2 separate regions of the Homo sapiens genome follow, and region 2 is linked to region 1. Evidence: chromatin loops called from intact Hi-C (ENCODE). Cell type or tissue: PC-3. All regions are shown on one strand.

Region 1 (2,500 bases):
TTCTATGGATCACGCAAGGGAGGAGGAGTGGGTGGGGCAGAGTGGGTGCAGGGGAGAGAGCTAACGAGGAGGTAGCGTGCTCCATCTGCACAATACTCATCAGTTGCAGTCTTAGCTCTGTTGCTCTGACATCACGTAGTGAGGTGGATCCTGAGTCAGAACCATATCTTCTATTTCTGTCAAATCCTCCAGGAGTGAGCATAGTACTAATTATGAATTAGTTCTCTAATACGGCAAAACCAATGCTCTTTTTTGATTCTAAACTGGCTGGTAGGAAAAATGGCTCCCTCCTGCAGACTTTAGAGTTCCGTTAAAAGGATGCCTGAGGGCAGTCTCCAGCCGAGAGTCTCTGCTGTGTGACCTTGGTCTTTGGGGTGTTCATCTGAAAAATGGGACAAATAAGACCTCTCTTACAGATCTGTAAAGATTAAATGTGGCACAGTCTATTACTGGCCTTGGTACAGTGCCGGGTACATTCAGTGACCCAGAGAAATGTAGCCTGTGTTAATATCATCACCTCCATACAAGCCAGGGTGAGTTTCTTATTTATGGATTGGAGCTCATGTGGGGGTTTAACTTTTTTTTAAAAGACTTGACACTATCTTGATTAGAATTCTGAAGTAGGGTACAGAGGTTATAATGGCTCTAGAGAAGAGGGAGAAAGAATCAACACGATCACTCAGATGGGTTAATTTCTACTTGTAAGATCTGTCAGTGGGCATAAGTAAAATTGAGGATTTACCCTGTTTACCGCATATTGTATAAAGGCAAGGAGAGTCCTGCTTGATTTATATCCAAGCATCTTTTACTAAAAGTCAGAATTTCTGTGCATAAGCATCAATCATTGCCTTTTGGAAGTGTTTCCCAATAGAACCCACTTGTGCTTCTCAGGCTTAGCTCAGAGGAATTCAGGATACATCCCTACAAGTCTAGACCTGAAGAATCCTGACCTTCAAAACACTTTCTCCATTTCTGGCCAGATAGAAAATGAGAAGACTAAACTGAATAGGCAAAAAGAATTCAAAACTTTCCATAGACACCTGGGTAGCTCCCCTGCTTGAGTGCAAAAGTATTATGAACTGAGAGGTGTTTATCAAATATCAGTGGAAGTGATGAGGGTGAAGGAATTTAACCCTTCCATCTTCTCTATAACAAAGGGGATTGATGAGAGGATTAAGAAAGTATGATGGCTGGATGGGAGGAAGTCAGCAGAAGAGAACTGAAGAGAGAGGGTCTGAAAGCCTACATTCCCTAGCTGCCTGATATGTTACCTGGGGCAGCACACGGCGGTACATGTGCCAGCACATCTGCGGCAGGCAGAACTGCTCACAGCCTCTTTCCTGCCAGGTCTGGACTAGGCCTGTGAATCTTTCCCAGGCCTGGGTGCCTGGAAGCCACTGCAATCAGCAGGGTGACCTATCTGTGAAAGGTGGGCCAGTTTCACACACATTCTTCCAGCTAAGATACTAGGCAAGCCTGAGTCACTCCCAGTTTTAATGGAAAAGGAAACTGAGCTTCAGAAAATCAACTCAAGTTCCTTCCTGGGATTACACATAGGGCAGAACCAAGACTTAGACCCAAATCTGACTCACAAGTCCATATCCTTCCTAAGTCACTTTTTTTTTTTTTTGGAGAAAAAAAAAAGATTGAAATAAGGAGAAGCAAGGAAATAGCAGGCAGACAGCACCTTCTTCCACATTAGGTCTGGAGGCAGCCCAGGTCCTTCTATGCCCTAAATGGAATATGTCCCTTGGTAAATTCAAGAGAGGTAATGGGATTTTCCTATGTCAGGAAAAAAGAAAAAAAAAATCACACATTTTGGTGGTATCTTTTCCCTCTTCTCCATATTCAACATTTTCTAAAAATGTTAAGTGAGCCTCATGTTAAAAAAAAAAGAAAACACTTAAAAATTGTTTTTCTATTTAAATGAATTTCTATAAAAGAGAAATGGTTTGTAACACAGAGGCAAGGGACAGTAAAAAAGAAGAAAGAGCCCTCAGAGGGAAAGTGGATCCGGGAGGGCTTAACCTCTGCCTGTACTCTATAAAAGATCACGCTAATATGTAAGGTATGTAAACACTGCAGAACAATCAGAAACAAATGAAATGATGGCTTCAGAGTAACAGTATTCAGCTGCAGGCAACAGCCAGGAGGCAGCTTTTGTTATGAACAGATCATAACAAAATGCCTTCGATGTGAAGCAGGCCTGATTTTAACCCTTGGAATAGGCTATCTAGGGTATGAACCTGTATCTGGGGCTCATCTGGACTTCTTTAGAAGAATAAAAGGAAGAAAAGCAACTGTCTGTCAAATATATGACATGATATAGGGTACAGTCAGTCCTGTGAGAGTGGCTTAAATAGAGATTGTGGTTTTTATTTATTTTTTATTATTATTTTTTTGAGATGGAGTCTCACTCTGTCACCCAGGCTGGAGTGCAATGGCGCGATCTCGGCTCACTGCAACTTCTGCCTCCTGGGTTCAAAGGATTCTTCTGCCT
Region 2 (2,500 bases), 97 kb after region 1:
TAAAACCAAATCTTACAATGAGGATTTATTTGACACAAAATTGTATCACTAAAAACATAGGAAGCAGAGGATCTCAAAATAAAGGATGTTCTTTTTTAAGGTAAATACACTTCCTTTTATGACCTCATGTATTTATTGCATCACACACCAGTGAACACTTTGTCAAGGGCCAGCGTTGGTTTCTCGTCTGGACTACTGTTTGCAAACTGCTGACTTACAAAATGGTAACAGCCTCCTAACAATGGGTGAATCTACAGGATGTCAAGCAGCAACTCTCAGGTGAACCACTCAGTCAGTGGATCTGGTGTTAACTATACAATGCCAAATGTCTTCTGGTGATCTGAAGACATCAGGGGCTTTTCTATCATGTAGACCAAACATGATTCAGGTAACTGACAAAATTTTTCACTTCCCAACCAGATGTCTTACTTGCATAGAAATGAAGCCCAACTTGTACTTTCATGTGCAAATAGGCTAGACATAAATTCACCCCTGGAGGGCAGGATTAATTGCTTATCCTCAACGAACGCTAAATTACATATTATTTCTTCTTCTATTTCCAACTATTTTACCTTTGAAGAAGGTTTTCTGCTATTGTTTTGAAAAGCACACATTTCATCTTAGAAATGGTCTGTCTTTTTACATGTTTCTTCCTTTTTTTTTTTTTTTTTTTTTTTGGCAAGAAGGCAGTGTGCTACAATGAAGAGTGTGATCTTAGAAGTCAGGATAATCTGAGTTCTAATTCCATGCACCTACTTTCCCAAACTTTAAGGGCCTTGCAAAAAAGGCACTTAAAATCCCTGAATTCAGTTTCTCTGCAGATATATATCATAAAAGCCATCTATAAGAGGCACTGTGAAGATTTGAGATCATTTATTCCTATAATATGTATTGGGTGCTTGCTCTGTGCCTGGTACTGAGAGACCATGGAGAACCACAGTGTCTGCCTGTCCTCCAGGGGCTCTGTCAGTAACAACACACTCATGCCTAACAAGCTGGAATGACAAACGTACCATAAAACTAAGGTGATATCTTTATTCAGGATTTTAAATAAAATTATGAGTAACTCCAACTGTTGCTGATCCTTAAAGATGAATATCAAGTTTATAAAAGGAAGGATATGTCTGAAACCTTTGCTCTTCCTTAAATCTACTTTCAAGCATACCCTGGAATTTGCTCTGATCATATTTGTTTAAAGAATTCACGTGGTTATCAATGAGCTTCCACCTTCTATGCCGTTGTCCTGACAACCAAGCATTTACTAGACAGAATATGGAAAACAGGTAACAATGTGTCTCTACAGTCAGGGTTGTAGGCAAAATTCGACAGTACAGAGACAATCAAATGACTAGGGTCTTTGTGTTTGAAATCCTTAAAGGGAAATACAAACATATATATGTATATATTTACACACACACACATACATATATATACATGAATAAAAGAGAGTAAAGATTTTACAGAGAAATTAACTGGGCAAGGAGAAGCTGCTATGCATGACTCACTTGTACTTTAATAGCAGCTATGTTTCAAGAGTCAGGTCACAGGTAATGTTGCACATAAGGAAGAAAGGCTAAGTCTGCTGTTACTGTTGTTCAGTTACACTAATAAGATGTTAGGTTCTTTTCCTAGCCTATGTTTCACCAAAGCCAGAAATATCTCAAACATATGAAGAAATGGAATACGACTATGTTCTTAAACTTTTTTTCCAGGACCAAAACTTTTTTTTTCCAAATGAAATCCTCTATAGCACTCTAGCACAGCAGTCTCCCCTTATCTGCAGTTTCGCTTTCCATGGTTTCAATTTCTCATGGTCAACTCTAGTACAAAAATATTAAATGGAAAATTCCAGAAATAAACAATTCATAAGTTTTAAATTGCACACCATTCTGAATAGTGTGATGAATTCTCACGTTATCTAGCTTGGTCCCACCTGGGATGTGAATCATCCCTTTGTCCAGCAAATCCATGCTGTAGGCACTACCTCCCTGTCGTCCGCTTAGTAATCCTCTCAGTTACCAGATCAAAAAAAAAAAAAAAACAAACATAGTATACATAGGGTTCAGTACTACCCATGTTTTTAGGCATCCACTGGGGGTCTTGGAAGGTATTTTCCATGGACAAGGGGGAACTACTATATATAATTATTCTCTGGTTCAAGCAGAGAAGAAAGTGTCCAGGGGTGATACATGCAACAGCTCTGGCACCAGAGGATCATCCAGATTTGGGGGGCTGAGAAATAGAGATCAAAATCTAAACATTAACCTATGGTGAGAGACTATCCATCTTGGAAGCATTAAAGAGGGGAGGGATGGTAATTTGGAACTGTAAAATAGAGCTCCTTGAAACTTCTACTACAGTGCAAAAGCAGAAGCAGCAGAAAGTGTCCACTTTTAACCACACAGACAATGACCTCACTCCTGAATGAAGGAGGACACTGGCATTTGCAGTCCCTCCGGGGGAGGAGTGGAATTTGCCAAGTTGGCATTTAGCCAAAATG

What was found. A loop is a pair of places that touch in the nucleus more often than their neighbours do. Peaks named below come from ENCODE experiments on the same cell type or tissue, not always from the same donor. Only the 100,000 strongest peaks of a DNase experiment are listed, where the experiment ranks them.
Region 2: a loop joins it to region 1, with 15 times the contacts of the local background. A loop is called at or near these places in 2 of 110 quality-filtered maps.

What each region holds. Positions count from the first base shown.
Region 1 is chr1:59,595,592-59,598,091 of GRCh38, reverse strand. All of the region lies in intron 8 of FGGY (FGGY carbohydrate kinase domain containing), which reads right to left. Among named protein-coding and RNA genes, the nearest start is that of MIR4711, 140 kb to the left of the region's middle. In PC-3, no CTCF peak of the experiment used is centred here; a DNase peak (open chromatin) is centred at 1,481; H3K27ac peaks cover 1,905 bases.
Region 2 is chr1:59,498,841-59,501,340 of GRCh38, reverse strand. The region is part of intron 6 of FGGY (FGGY carbohydrate kinase domain containing); the gene reads right to left. LOC124904192 (a long non-coding RNA gene) reads left to right here and starts at 309. Exons shown (of 3, transcript XR_007066139.1): 1 at 309-388. In PC-3, no CTCF peak of the experiment used is centred here; a DNase peak (open chromatin) is centred at 1,520; H3K4me3 peaks cover 822 bases; H3K27ac peaks cover 1,808 bases.